Linked DNA regions of Homo sapiens: region 2 is linked to region 1. Evidence: read pairs that join two places in POLR2A ChIA-PET (ENCODE). Cell type or tissue: Panc1. All regions are shown on one strand. Links, peaks and the distances in the headings refer to the core of each region. The heading gives the core; the rest is flanking DNA.

What was found. ChIA-PET counts read pairs that join two places held together with the same protein. Peaks named below come from ENCODE experiments on the same cell type or tissue, not always from the same donor. Only the 100,000 strongest peaks of a DNase experiment are listed, where the experiment ranks them.
Region 2: POLR2A ChIA-PET joins it to region 1 with 12 read pairs; 2 of 35 experiments call an interaction of 5 or more read pairs at or near these places.

The regions. Positions count from the first base shown.
Region 1 is chr14:55,450,892-55,458,898 of GRCh38, forward strand. No RefSeq gene overlaps it. Among named protein-coding and RNA genes, the nearest start is that of TBPL2, 14 kb to the left of the region's middle. In Panc1, for the core only: no CTCF peak of the experiment used is centred there; no DNase peak of the experiment used is centred there; H3K4me3 peaks cover 1,096 bases; H3K27ac peaks cover 1,653 bases.
Region 2 is chr14:55,157,450-55,165,456 of GRCh38, forward strand. It overlaps DLGAP5 (DLG associated protein 5), which reads right to left. Exons shown (of 19, transcript NM_014750.5): 13 at 5,522-5,626; 14 at 1,073-1,292. Among named protein-coding and RNA genes, the nearest start is that of DLGAP5, 30 kb to the right of the region's middle. In Panc1, for the core only: CTCF peaks have their summits at 3,767 and 3,969; a DNase peak (open chromatin) is centred at 3,742.

The sequences.
Region 1 (8,007 bases), core at 3,129-5,628:
CAATACCCCATGTCGCCTTCCTTTGGTACCTGAGCTGGGGGCAGGAGGCAGGGTTTCAGGGCAACTATGCTGGCCTCACTCCAGCATCCTATTATAGATCCTGTCTCAAAACACTTTATGCTGAATATGGTATAGAGGAGGCCTTGATCAAGCTGTGACATCTCAGACAGATGTGAACCTTAGAGCCATGTAAAGAAGTTGGACATTACCAATGCCCTGGAGACCTTGAATGTGGTCTGAGGCTTCAAGCCTTATTAGCATCATATTCTGTTTTTTAGTTTCCCCAAATCACACTGACCCTTTTGATCTGGCTTTCTAATATTAGACTAGTGGGAAGAAAAGAAGAGGAACCAGTGTTTACCCAGGGCTTACTCAATGGCCAGATGTGGTGTAAGGTGCTTTGTATACATTACTTCATTTAATCTTTACATCAGAAGTATGAGGCAGGTGCTATTATCCTCATTTTACAGATGAGGAAATTGAAGGGCAAAGCAATTAAGTCACTGCACAAGGTCACACCGGGAATAGAGCTGCCAAGATACAACCTTGGGATTTTCTCAGATATCACACCACCTCTTACCCAGGATATATTTTTTTTCAGTGTTACTAAGGTGGCAGAATTCAGTTTTTGGCATATGTGCAGGATTTGGCTGGTGCATGCTGGGTTTTGACTTTGTGCCATGATTTTGTACGATCATTTCCCCTGTGGTCCCTCCTATAGCACATGCCCTGACCTAGCACTTCCTGGACATCAGCTTTGAGAATGTTTGAGAACTTTCCAGGCTGATGAACTTGTGCTGTTTTCTGAAGGAACAAGAGCATGTTTTAGCCTCACGTGGAAGTTTTCTGGTTGCATGCCTAGGTTTGGTTGAATTGGAAAGAGTGAATAAAATGGATCCTCGTATATAGCCTTGATCTCTGCATTGGTCTTGGAAAAGAAATGACTTTGGTACAGTAACTGTGGGTAGCACTGCCTGTAAAACCTGTGATGTTAGGGCCTCTGTTCACACCCTCTAATCTCTAAACCCAGGCCAATATCCTTAGGAACCAAGCCAACTGTCCTTGGTCCATGCTGTTTTTGTCCCATCTTCCACCTGCTCAACCCCAGAGTGCATTTCTCCTTCTTTCTGCAATCCTGAGTCTAAACGTTGTTCATACCTCCGCTCCAGATCATTTCCTCCATTAAGCCTCTCCCAGCCAGCTTTCCTTTTCTGAATTCCTGCAGCCAGTTTGCTCATATGATGCTCTTGCCAGCTCCCTGATTCTGGGTCTGTGTATTATCTCTTTAACTGACTGTAGCCTCTTAGAGTGAGGAGTGCAGTCTTCCTTCTGACCCCATGGTGCCTGGCATAGTGCTGGGCATGCAGTGGGGGCATCAATTATTGATTGAGATCTACCTTTCAGATTCCTGCTCTCAGAAAATGGAGTAGAATGGAAGGGCTGTCTGTCTCTAAATGATAACAGCACATAAACTCCTGGATGGAAATATACCAACATTCACAGGGGATATTTCTGGGTACCGAGCTTATTGGTGGGTTTCATTTCTTCTTTGAACTTTTGGTATTGTCCAAATTTTCTACAATGAACATTTATATTTTACTTCTTACAAAAAGAGTATTTTATAAAAGTGCATATTACTTTTAAGAGAAAGGACAGTGCCTTTTTTCCATCCCCATTTCTATCTCCTTGATGCCCATGGAGATATGATTTTTCGATTTAACCATGTGCTTCAAGATCAGGAATCTAGATTTCTCTTTAGCCCTGCTATTGACTTTTTAATTTTTAATTTTTTAATTTTTTGTAGAGATAGAGTCTCATTTTGCTGCCCAGGTTGGTTTCAAACTCTGGGCTCAATGATCTCCCACCTCAGCCTCCTAAAGTGCTGAGATTACTGACTTTCTGAGCGCCTCTTAAAACTCTCATTGCTTTGGTGTCTCCATCTGTAAACCTGACCAAGTGATAAAGGAATTCTTATATCTGCCCTTTTCCAGAACTGTAAGGCATTTGATGAGGAAATGTTGCAAAATCACTTTAAAATAATCTGATAAATGTTTACAGACCCAAGTTATTTGGCTGTGCATGCCCCAGATTTCTATGCACCCCATTCTCTGTGCAACTCAGTTTTCTAAAGCACTTTTTGTTGGAAACTCAGCTCTTTGTTTAGAATATTTTAGCCTCAAGAGTACTGTCTTAAAGAATATTGGAAGACATATGGGATTTCTGCTGAAAAGTACCATACTAGGACTGTATACTGGGAGGCAGAATAGTGCTGTGGCTAAAAGTATAGGCTTTGGACTCAGTGTCCCTTGTCCTGAGAATGTTTGAGAACTTTCTGGGCTGATGAACTTGTGCTGTTTTCTGAAGGAGCAAGAGCATATTTTAGCCTCACGTGGCAGTTTTCTGGTTGTATCCCTAGGTTTGCTTGTATTGGAAGGAGCGAATAAAATGGGGCCAGGTGCGGCGGCTCATGCCTGTAATCCCAGCACTTTGGGAAGCTGAGGTGGGAGGATCACCTGAGGTCAGGAATTCGAGACTAGCCTGGCCAAGATGGTGAAACTCTATCTCTACTAAAAATGCAAAATTAACTGGGTGTGGTGGTGGGCACCCATAATCCCAGCTACTCAGGAGGCCGAGGCTGGAGAATCACTTGAACCCAGGAGGTGGAGGCTGCAGTGAGCCGAGATTGCACCACTGCATTCCAGCCTGGATGACGGAGGGGGACTCTGTCTCAAGAAAAGAAAAAAAAGCGTCCTCTTATATAGCCTTGATCTTTACATTGGTCTTGGGGAAAAAAAAAGACTTCGATACAGTAACTGTAAGTGGTACTGGCTGCAAAACCTGTGATGTTAGGACCTGCTAACGGAAGTTAACTTTGGCCATGATGTTTAATCTCACTCAGCCTCAGTCTTCCCATCTGCAAAATAAGGACATTAAAAGCAATTGCCTAAAGAGACAATGTCTAAAAGTTTTAGTATAGTGCCTAGCCATGCTCAGGGGCTTAGTAAATTTCAGGTACATTTCTAGAACCCAGATCACCTTGCTAAAATGTAAAGTTTACCTCACTCCATGCTTCCGCAAATCTGCATTGTTTTCCACACTGAGTTTAGAATAAAACACAAATTCCTGAGCCTGGGCAAACAAACATAAACCTTCCCATCTTCAGTTCCCAAATGACACTTCCAGGCTCTGAAAAAGCTCTGAGTATCATTGTTCCTATAGTTCCCTCAGCTGAGAATGTTATTTTTCGATTCTCTGTCTTCGGAAATCCTTCCTAGCCTTCAGATGCCACCTTCTGTGTGGAGCCCTCCTTGATCTCCCAAGACAAAGCTAAGACACAGTGTTTCTTCTGAATGCCCATAACAATTTGGCCTGTGTTTCATTTAACCTTGTCCTACATTTCATTGTTTACACTCCCTTCTGGATTGCACACTCCTTAAGGAGTGGAAGGTTGTTGATTCGCTTTTGCATCCAGATAATGCCTAACAAAAGATAGGCAGCCTTTCATAAATGCTAGGCGTGCTTAGTATAATTCCTTCCTGATAGGAATCAGCAGCAGCTCTAATGCTTTTTAGCGGCAGCATGTTTGTAGAGCAGCTAAAGGGGAGGTTTGAGGAAGGACTGTGCCTGCTCTTTCCTTCTTTCTACCCCCAGTCCCCAGAAGCAGAGATAGAGTTCCTAGGTCTCCAGCTCTGCATGCTTGACTAGCCTCCCCTCGCAGCGTTTTTGCTGGAGAGGAAATAGAAATTGTTCCTGATTTAAGTGCATGCATCCCATCAGAGGCAGGCCAGGGCCCCTGCGTCTTATGAGTCAGCAGGCATTAAGCCAAGCTCATCTCTTCCCCTTACCTAAAAGCCCACAAAGCAGTAAACTCATTATCACTGCGCAGAGAATAATGAATAGGCCAAGGACAGATCAGTCTGGATTGTTGCCAGGGCTGCTTTTGTACGGAAACAGGCAGCGAGCCATTTTGCCTTCAATCGCTCGTTACTTACACTACTCACTGCCTGAACCAGAGACACCCACTTGACATTATGCAGTAGGTACCCCGAATACTGTTATCAAACAACTAGGTCTACTTGCCTGGCACAAAAATCCAAACACTGACATCGGGATTGCAGCGAGAGAAAGTGAGGCATTTATTGCCTGGCACCAAGCAAGGAGAATCAGGCAGCTCAGGCTGAAGACCCAAACTCCCCAAGAGCTTACAGGTAAGGATTTTTAAAGGCAGGAAGGCAGAGCTTACAGGCAAAATCATAAACCAATACAGGAAGGCTGGCCGGGCACAGTGGCTCATGCCTGTAATCCCAGTACTTTGGGAGGCCGAGAAGGGCGGATCACTTGAGGCCAGGAGTTCGAGACCAGCCTGGCCAATGTGTTGAAACCCCGTCTCCACTAAAAATACAAAATCAGCCGGGCATGGTGGCATGCATCTGTAATCCCAGCTATTTGGGAAGCTGAGGCAGGAGAATTGCTTGAACCTGGGAGGCGGAGGTTGCAGTGAGCCAAGATTGCAACACTGTACTCCAGCTTGGGTGAGAGTGAGACTCCATCTCAAAAACAAAAACAAAAAACTTGCAGGATATACATTGGTTTGACCTGTATAAAAGGTGAGACATCTTGAAGCAGGCACCCACAGGTCGTAGGTGGAGTCAAAGATTTGCTGATTTGTGATTGGTTAAGGAGGTGGAGCTTTGTCTAAACATTTGGGATCGGCAGAAAATAATGTTAGTTTTGGCTCTTGGGTGTGATCTCCTCCAGGCCCCTCAGAAAGAAATTTATCTTTTTTTTTTTTTAACTTCTTTTTTTTTTTAATTAATTAATTTATTTATTTTTATTGATCATTCTTGGGTGTTTCTCGCAGAGGGGGATTTGGCAGGGTCATAGGACAATAGTGGAGGGAAGGTCAGCAGATAAACAAGTGAACAAAGGTCTCTGGTTTTCCTAGGCAGAGGACCCTGCGGCCTTCCGCAGTGTTTGCGTCCCTGGGTACTTGAGATTAGGGAGTGGTAATGACTCTTAACGAGCATGCTGCCTTCAAGCATCTGTTTAACAAAGCACATCTTGCACCGCCCTTAATCCATTTAACCCTGAGTGGACTCAGCACATGTTTCAGAGAGCACAGGGTTGGGGGTAAGGTCACAGATCAACAGGATAAGAATTTTTCTTAGTACAGAACAAAATGAAAAGTCTCCCATGTCTACCTCTTTCTACACAGACACGGCAACCATCCGATTTCTCAATCTTTTCCCCACCTTTCCCCCCTTTCTATTCCACAAAACCGCCATTGTCATCATGGCCTGTTCTCAATGAGCTGTTGGGTAAACCTCCCAGACGGGGTGGTGGCCGGGCAGAGGGGCTCCTCACTTCCCAGTAGGGGCGACCGGGCAGAGGCGCCCCTCACCTCCCGGACGGGGCGGCTGGCCGGGCGGGGGGCTGACCCCCCCACCTCCCTCCCGGACGGGGCGGCTGGCCTGGCGGGGGCTGACCCCCACCTCCCTCCAGGACGGGGTGGCTGCTGGGCGGAGACGCTCCTCACTTCCCAGATGGGGCGGCTGCCGGGCGGAGGGGCTCCTCACTTCTCAGACGGGGCGGCTGCCGGGCGGAGGGGCTCCTCACTTCTCAGACGGGGCGGCTGCCGGGCGGAGGGTCTCCTCACTTCTCAGACGGGGCGGCCGGGCAGAGACGCTCCTCACCTCCTGGATGGGGTCGCGGCCGCGTAGAGGCGCTCCTCACATCCCAGACGGGCGGCGGGGCAGAGGCGCTCCCCACATCTCAGACGATGGGCGGCCGGGCAGAGACACTCCTCACTTCCTAGATGGGATGGCGGCCGGGAAGAGGCGCTCCTCACTTCCTAGATGGGATGGCGGCCGGGCAGAGATGCTCCTCACTTTCCAGACTGGGCAGCCAGGCAGAGGGGCTCCTCACGTCCCAGACGATGGGCGGCCAGGCAGAGACGCTCCTCACTTCCCAGACGGGGTGGCGGCCATGCAGAGGCTGCAATCTCAGCACTTTGGGAGGCCAAGGCAGGCGGCTGGGAGGTGGAGGTTGTAGCGAGCCGAGATCATGCCACTGCACTCCAGCCTGGGCACCATTGAGCACTGAGTGAACCAGACTCCGTCTGCAATCCCGGCACCTCCGGAGCCTCAGAAAGAAGTTTAGAACAGCGGTCGGAGTTCAGTCCTCAGTTCCCCCTTATCAGAGGTCTCTGTACCAGTGTACCCATTTAGTGGAGGTCCAAATTCTGAAAAACAACTCAAGAATATATGCTAAGGTGTTATCTTTAGTTTCTCTTGGGAACCAAATATTCGTGTGACTCTAACTTCCTTGGCTATTGTTTTAAGCTACTGTTACCGTCTTGCTTATCAAATTGCTCATTTACTTGTCAAGGCTAGCTAGGTGACTGTAAATTCCCTTGAAGGAACTCAAGATTTTATTTCCCTGCTTGGGGTTGGGGGTGGAGGAGGGTGCTGCAAGCCCTTAAGAGGGGTCCCTGCTCCGTCTCAATACTTGCCCAATAGCTCTGAGAATTCTTGCTAGTGGGGCATGTGAAAGGAACCTGTGCTCCCTCTGCCACGAGTCTCTGCTTCCACTGCCTTTCTGGCATCTACTCTGGGCTCTGCCTCTGCATATCTCGTTCCTTTTGCATAGCCTATGTACTTACTCAACTCCCATACAAACCCCTCAGTCTCCAGACTGCCACTGGTCATGGCTGTGCGTGTGGTGCAAGCTTTAATGAAGATTTGGGCACCGGTGTGTGTATGTGCACGCATGTGTGTGCATGAGTGTGTGTGCATGTGTGCATGTGTCTGTGCATGAGTGTGTGTGCGTATGAGTGTGTGCATGTGTGTGTGCGTGCATATGTGTGCATAAGTGTGTGTGCATTCATGTTTGTGCATGTGCATATGTGTTAATTTCCTAGGGCTGCCATAAAAAGTAACACAAACTGAGAGGCTTAAACAATAGAAATTTCTTGTCTCATTGTCTCACAGTTCTGGAAGCTAGACACCTGAGATGAAGGTGTCTGCAGGGCTATGCTGTTTCTAACAGGTGCTAGGGAAGGATCTGTTCCAGGTCTCCCCTCCAGCTTCTGGTAGTTTCTTGGCTTGTGGCAGCATCACTCCTGTCTTCATATGGCTGTCACCGTGTGAGTGTCTGTGTTCAGATTTCCTCCTTGTATAACCACAGTAACATTGGATTAGGGGTCTACCCTACTTCACTATGACCTCATCTTAATTAACTATATCTGCAATGACCCTATTTCCAAATAAGATCATATTCTCAGGCACTGCGGGTTAGGACTTTAGCATATGAATTTTCAGCGGACACAATTCAACCCATAATTGTGTGTTTGTATGTGTGCGCATGTGTGGTCATGGTTAGGGATGTTAGATTACAGAATAGAAGGGTAAAACACTTTGAACTGCATACTCAACCATCCCAGTTCTCAAAAGTCCTCAGCCTTTCTGTCCTCTGAGGGCGCATCCTGTGTCCTGCCTTCCCCACAGCCTCCTGCCATGCAGTGGGACACCTTCTGGCCCTCTTCTTGGGATTTTCCCTGCTTCTTCATGGCTCATTCAGCTCCAACTCCAAAAATCACTGTGCATTTCTGATATAAAAGTTTCACTATTTTCCTCCCCAGGCCAACCATCCAGGCCTGGTCTAGAGGGCCATCTTAATAACTAAAAAGTCCACTAGAGATGTTTCTAACAAAGACAGTTCTCTTGCTGAGGAGGAATTCTGTGGTCAGCTCTGATAGTAACACTTTTTTTCTCTTCCTTTCATCAGTTAAATGAAATTATTTATTAGCCTAAATGTTTTATGCACTAGTTTCTGTTATTTCTGGGTATATTTAAAAAACAATGCCTCCTGTACAAAATCAGAAAAAAACAGAAATGATAGTGAGGACAGGTTGTGCCTCATGGGCCAGGGATGGACAGCTTATTACCCCTCCTTCTACTGGAAACATACTAATAAATACGATAACTCTTTCCTGCCAGGCAAGGTCAT
Region 2 (8,007 bases), core at 2,678-5,177, 290 kb before region 1:
ACTATAAATATCAGATAGCAGGTATTAGAGAACAATTTAGGTTTACTTTGAAAAAACTTCCTGGTGGACATCTATGGCTTATAAATAAATAATTTCAATTGAGATAAATTCAATTCAAGAAAAATAGTCTGTGGAAAAAAAAGCTATGACAAACACTGTGAGAAAATCACAAAAAAATGATTTCCTGAATATTAAAAACTGCTTTTACTGGAATATTTTTAAATTGGAAAATTAGTACGTTTACTACCTTTCAAAAAGATCTGAGCAAAAGTTTTAATACAAATGCAAATAAAACCAAATCCACTTTGCATAAACTTCCTTTTATTTTTTAGAGATGGAGTCTTGCTCTGTCACTCAGGCTAGAGTGCAGGGGCACAATCATAGCTCGCTGTAACCTTGAACTCCTGGGCTCAAGTGATCCTCCTGCCCCAGCCTCCCAAGTAGGTGGGACTACAGGCATGTACTGCCAGGCTCGGTTAATATTTTATTTTTTTGTAGAGAGGGGATCTCACTAAATTGCCCAGGCTGGTCTCAAACTCTTAGCTTCAAGTGATCCTCCTGCCTTGGTCTCTCAAAGTACTGGGATTATAGGCATGAACCAACACACACAGCACATAAGCTTCATTTTAAAGCACAGCTAGACAAGTGTGATAGCTGGATGCTCAAGTTTCCTTTGCATTATAAATTCTAACCAAACTTCTAACTGACCTGAAGAAAATCAGTTTACTTCTTCATGCTTCCGTCATTTCTCTTACCTCTTGGGATCCTGTGACCTTTCTCATAGACTGTAGGGTTACATGGTAATTACATTACAGATGTGAAATCACTTAGAAAGTAGAAAAGCAATCTTAGAAGACTTATCGCACTTAAACTAATCTGATCATACCCATCAAAATGTGATTTACAGTGTTTGTGAGCGAGCATAGTCTATTTTCTAAAAATCACAGAAAAACTTATGTCTCTTCATGTAAAAAACTATTTTTCACCTTACACAAGCCCCCATCTATCCCAAATATTTCTCTTAAGTAGTCTCAGGAAAAACAAAAAAAATAAAAAATCAAAAACAACTAACCTGAGAATAATTTAACAGGACTTTCAACTCTGAAAAATCCAGCATCGAACACTATTTTATCAACTTCCTTTGGTATCACAGAAACTGCTGTTTCAGCACATTCTTCCTGCCTAATTCTCTCTCTCATTGCATTTTTTATGGCAGCTAGGCGATTTCTCGCTGCAATTCTTCCAGCATCATCCTGTTTTGGTTTACTTGCTATACCTGAGACAACTTTTTTCTGCAAAGAGAAACTAACATAGTAAAGCTGCCCATTACCATCTTACAAGAAAAACACACAACAAACACAAATTCATCACTTAAAAATTTAATTTTTAAAAATAAAGTATACATAAAATATTTCACATTCATCATATATTTATCAAGTTCCTAGTATGTGCTAAAAGGTAAAAAGGTAAAGGACAGAGTTGCTGCCCTCAAGGAGTTTGCAGCTTAGTAGAAGATCTGGGAAGAATAGTAAGAAGGATAAATGTCCTGTTAGAAATAAATTTAGGGGACATCCTTTAGATTATAACCATGACACCCCCCCCCCATAAAAAAGAAAAAGCAAAAAAAGTAAATAAAAAAAAAGTAAAACATTAAAAGAAAATAAATAAGGATGACACCTAAACCAATCTTCAGGCATCAGGAAAGGTTGTAGGAAGTAGCACCTATGCTGAAACCATATTTCATCAAACTAAAAGATGGGGTGAGGCAAGTGCTAGAGAGATGTTTCCAAAGCCAGAAATGAAACAAAGAAAAGTGGATTTAAACAATAGCTAGATTATAATAAAAATCACCTGCATGTAATGGTCTTAAGAAAGTCACATTTACACAGAGGACAAGGGAACAGAGAGTTATTGGTAATTTTTAAGCAGAAGATTAACATCAAGCTGGTGTTTTAGAAAGATCACTCAGACTAAGGAGTAAGAGATGAAAAAAGTGGACAGATTCAAGAGATATTTGAAAGGTAGAATTGAGAGGACTTACTCATCTATTGGATGTGTGTGGGGTGGAGATGGTGAAATAAAGCAAGCAAAGGGTATCGCTCAAAAGGATATCTCAAAAGAGATATTGAGACTTCTATCTTGAACACCTGGTGGGATGGTAACAGCATTATGAGACAGGGCAACATTGGTGTGTGTGGAGATGCTGTCAGTTTGGGATATATTGATTTTTAAGGTATATTGAGTCATGATATATAGAATTAGAGCTTAGTAAGTGTGGTCTGCAATACAGACTTGAGAATCATCACAGGTTGGGTAAGATTGCACAGGAAAATTACGGAAGGAAAGAAGAGAGTAGAGGTAGGAATTCTAAATAACAAAAACATTTAAGGGATAAATGGAAAACAAATATGCAAATATGACTGAAGAATAGGCAAAGAAGAAGGAAATATAATTTCAAAAACAAGGAAGTAGGCCAGGTACAGTGGCTCACAACTGTAATCCCCGCACTTTGGGAGGCTGAGGCAGGAGGATCACTTGAGGCCAGGAGTTCCAGACCAGCCTGGCCAACATGGAGAAACACCAGCTCCACTAAAAATACAAAAAATTAGCTGGGCAAGGTGGCACATGCCTGTAGTCCCAGCTACTCAGGAGGCTGAGGTGGGAGATTGCTTGAACCTGGGAGGCTGAGGTTACAGTGAGCCAAGATTGTGCCACTGCACTCCAGCCTGGGCCACACACCTAGACTCTATCTCAAAAAATAAATAAAATACAAAAATAAAAATACAAGAAAAAAAGTTAGCTGGGCGTGGTGGCACACGCCTGTAATCCCAGCTACTTGGGAGGCTGAGACATGAGAACAGCTTGAACCTGGGAGGCAGAGGTTGCAGTGAGCCGAGATGGCGCCACTGTACTCCAGCCTGGGCAACACAGCAAGACTCTATATAAAAAAAAAAAAAAAGTAGACCATATTTAATACTGCAGAAAGGTTAGATTTATTTACTACTTTTTGTTATTTTTGAGAGAGTCTTGATGTGTCGCCCAGGCTGGAGTGCAGTGGCATGATCTCGGTTCAATGTAACCTCTGCCTCCCGGGTTCAAGTGATTCTCCTACCCCAGCCTCCTGAGTAGCTGGGATTACAGGCGCCCGCCACCATGCCTGGCTAATTTTTTATTTTTAGTAGAGACAGGGTACACCATGCTGGCCAGGCTGGTCTTGAACTGACCTCAGGTGATCTGCCTGCCTCAGCCTCCCAAAGTGCTGGGATTACAGGCTTAAGCCACCACGCCTGGCCTAGAAGAGTTAGAATTTAAAATTAAGTGCCTAATAACTTAAGCAACTAGTGGATTAATAATTTAGATAACTATTCTAAAGTTATAGGGGGGTAAAACTGAATTGCAATGAGTTGGAGAAATAAAGGAACAAAAATAATAGAGTATAGAAAACATTTTAGGATGCTTGTCAGTGACTGGATAGAAAGAAAAAATGGGGGTGTACAAGTAATTAAAGGGAGAAGCAGACACCACAGGTTTGTTTTAATGTAAACAATGATAAGACACTTAAACATGTTTAAAGACTGATGGAAAAAAGGGAGGAAAGGAAAACAAGACTAACTGATGGAATGAGGGATTAATAAATAAGAGGTAGTAGGGAGTGGTATCCAAGTATAGTATAAAAGATTAGCTTTGTTTGATAATCTTAAAGGTAGCCTATAAAATAAAGTAGGAGAGAGACACCTGGTGATAACAGGCAGAATTACAAATCTCTATAGGACATAGCCATGATCTGCATCACTGATGATATTAATATTTCCAGGACTAAATCCTTAATAAGAAATACCCACAGTAGCTTTAATAATGAAGTAGCATCCTTCACTATTTAGTAGTTTTGAAATCCATTCAATCAATTTAGTCACTGTCCTCAGGGTCCTTGTCATGAGACTTTATTAGTAAAAAAAAAATTTTTTTTTTTTTTTTTTTTGAGACTGAGTTTTGCTCGTTGCCCAGGCTGGAATGCAATGGCGTGATCTCAGCTCACCACAACCTCTGCCTCCCAGGATCAAGTGATTCTCCTGCCTCAGCCTCCTGAGTAGCTGGGATTACAGGCATGCGCCACCTCGCCCAGCTAATTTTTGTATTTTTAGTAGAGACGGGGTTTCTCCACGATGGTCAGGCTGGTCTCGAACTCCCGACCTCAGGTGATCTGCCCGCCTCAGCCGCCCAAAGTGCTGGGATTATAGACGTGAACCACTGTGCCTGGCCTAGTAAAATATTTTTTAAGGCCGAGCGCAGTGGCTCATGCCTGTAATCCCAGCACTTTGGAGGCTGAGGCAGGAGAATCACTTGAACTCAGGAGTCAGAGGTTGTGGTGAACCAAGGTCACGCCACTGCACTCCAGCCTGGGCAAAAAGAGCCAAACTCTGTCTCAAAAAAAAAAAAAAAAAAAAAAAAAAGAATTTTTTAAAAATAAGGTTTAAAAAACAATACTTTAACAAGTTAAACTCTTAAGATAGGATTTAAGACAGTTTTTATTTGGATTACATAGTATAATAAAATACCAATCTAGACAACCTGAGTTTATAACTACAGGCATTTTTCTCATATCATAAAGAAAAACTGACAATGCTTAGTTTGAAAAGTGTCCACCCAAACCAAAAACTTTGAATTCAAAAACATTACTAGAAAGATAATTACTAGAAACAAGAACAAAATCTGTCATGTTAACAAAGCACAAGAATAACAGCATCCATTTCATACGACTGTTGTAAGGATTAATATATATAAAGTAATTGGAATAATATTTGACACATACTAAGCATTATATAAGTTACCTACTACTATTACTATTATAACAAAATGTGTAAGTACAGTTTAAAGAATAAAACCTTTAGGCCGGGCACGGTGGCTCATGCCTGTAATCCCAGCACTTTGGGAGGCCGAGGTGGGTGGATCATGAGGTCAGCAGATGGAGACCATCCTGGCTAACACAGTGAAACCCCGTCTCTACTAAAAATACAAAAAATTAGCCGGGTGTGGTGGCTGGCGCCTGTATTCCCAGCTACTTGGGAGGCTGAGGCAGGAGAATGGCGTGAACCCGGGAGGCGGAGCTGGCAGTGAGCTGAGATCACGCCACTGTACTGCAGCCTTGGTGATAGAGCGGGATTCCATCTCAAAAAAAAAAAAAGAAGAAGAAGAATAAAACCAACACTCATATATCCAGTATGTGGTAACTTAGAAGCCCTCTGGGTACCCCAATTCAATCACAGCCCCTCCTTTCTTCTCTCTAGACATAACTATCCTAAATTTTATGTTGATCGATTTCCTTGCTCTTTCTTCAAAGGCAATCAAGTACACTCTAAGTAGTATAAAGACTTAACTTTGTAAAATAATGAGAAATCTAAACCTAAATGTTTTTAAAACTTAAAAACAAGAAGTAGAAGAATCTATATTAGAAATTTGGATGTATGTATAACAGTTCCTTAACTAAAAAAAAAAAAATTGGATATAAAACCCACAAACTTACCCTAAAGACATTTTTGTTCATATTATGATTCATATTATTATTGACTTGCCACCCAGATTCCTCAAGTTTGATCAGATTGTTGAATTTGTGGATTACATCTTCTATCTGTTAATAAAGCACAAGTTTACCAGATTAATGCTAGCCATATTAAAGTTATAAACGAATGAGCTGAAGACTAAAAAAAAATTAAAAATAGTGATTCAGAAATGATGAGTTATTAAAACTGGACTGAGTCATTCTCAATTTAGTGTTCAAATAATTTTTATGGTAAAGTTTTTCATTATCTTTCGTCTTACAAACCTCCAAAATCTACATAAAGAATATCATACATGAATAACTCTCCTAGATTATTTTTGACTAAAATGCTAAAATGGTAGAAAAGATATCCTAAATGTTGTTTCTTAAATTACACAATGTGAACACAATCTAATTTTTTTTTTATTTATCCATTCCTCCACTGAAGGACATCTTGGTTGCTTCCATGTTTTGGCAATTATGAATAAAGCTGCTATATTGCTAAAAACATCCGTGTGCAGGTTTTTATATGGACATAAGTTTTCAACTCATTTGGAGCGCAATTGCTAGATCGTATGGTAGGAGTATGTTTAGTTTTGCGAGTGACTGCCAAACTGTCTTCTAAAGTGGATATAACATTTTGCATTCCCATAGGCAATGAATGGAAAGTTCGTATTGCTCCATACCCTCCCCAGCACTTGCTGTTGGCAGTGTTTTGAATTTTCACTGTTCCCTAGTAGGTATGTGGTAGTATCTCACTGTTGTTTTGATTTGTAGTTCACTAATGACATATGATGTTGAGCATCTTTTCATATGCGTATTTGCCATCTGTATATCTTCTATGGTGAGGTAACTGTTCAGGTCTTTTGCCCATTTTTAATTGGGTTGTTCGTTTCCTTCTTGCTGGGTTTTAAGAGCTCTTTGTATCTTTTGGATAACAGTCTTTTATCAGATACATCTTTTGCAAATATTTCTCCGAATCTGTGCCTTGTCTTCTCATTTTCTTGACATAATCTCATTTTAAAAGATACAAGTGTATTTAATAGGATGGAAATATAATCCCCATCTTTCTGATACTTCCAGTCTCCTACGAAGAGTTACGCCACTGACAACAGTTTGGTAACCATGCTTTTAGTCTCCATGCTATGCACTTATACACACATATCCTCTTAGCTTTGCTCTCCCTCAAAAATATGTAAATGTCTCTGGGCACTGTGGCATATGCCTATAATCCAAGCTACTTGGTAGGCTGAGGCAGGGGGATTGCTTGAACCGAGAAGGTCGAGACTAGCCTGGGCAACAAGGCAAGACTCCATCTCAAAGGAAAAAAAAAAGTAAATGTCAAAATGACTCAGAATTACACTCATGACCAACTGATTTTCAACAAAGGTGCCAATACAATTCAGCGGGGAAAAGACAGTCTTTTCAACAAACAGTGCTGGGAAAATTGGTTATCCATAAGCAAAAAGATGAATTTAGACTCACAATCTCATACCATACACAAAAACTAACCAAATGGATCATAGACTTAACTGTAAGTACTAAAACCGTAAGACTGTTAGGAGAAAACACAGGAGAAAATCTTTGTGACTTGTGGTTAGGTAAGAGTTCTTAGATGTGGTGTCAAAATCACAACATAAAAGAAAAAAAAAATGGCCGGGTGCAGTGGCACACCCCTGTAATCCCAGGACTTTGGGAGGCAGAGGCAGGTGGATCACTTGAGGTCAGGAGTTCAAGACCAGCCCGGCCAACGTAGTGAAACCTCATCTCTACTAAAAATACAAAAATTAGCCAGGCATGGTGGCATGCACCTGTAATCCCAGCTATTCGGGAGGCTGAGGCATGAGAATTGCTTGAACCCGGAAGGCAGAGGCTGCAGTGAGCCGAGATCATGCCACTGCACTCTAGCCTGGGCGACAGAGTGAGACTCTGTCTCAAAAAAAAAAAAAAAAGAGAAATTTGATAAATTTAACTTTAAAATAAAAATATTTGCACTTCAAAACATGCCATTAAGAGGATTAAAAGTCAAGCTACAAACTCAAAGAATATTTGCAAATAATATTTCTCATAAGGGACTTTTATCCAGAATACATAAAGAATACTTAAAACTCAATAATAAAGACAATGAAATTTAAAAATGGGTGCAAAAGATTTACACAGACATCTCAGTAAAAGATACATGAATGGCGAATAAGCTCACAAAAAGATACTTAATATCATTACTCATTAGAGAAATTCAAATCAAAACTACAATGAGGTCAGGCATGGTGACACCTGTAATCCTAGCATTTTGGGAGGCTGAGAAGGGTGGATCGCTTGAGCTCAGGAGTAAGACCTGGCCACCTGGGTAACATGATGACACCCCACCTCTACAAAAAAATATAAAAATTAGCCAGTCGTGGTGGCACATGCCTGTAGTCTCAGCAACTTGGGAGGCTGAAGCAGGAGGGTTGTTTGAGCCCAGGAAGTGG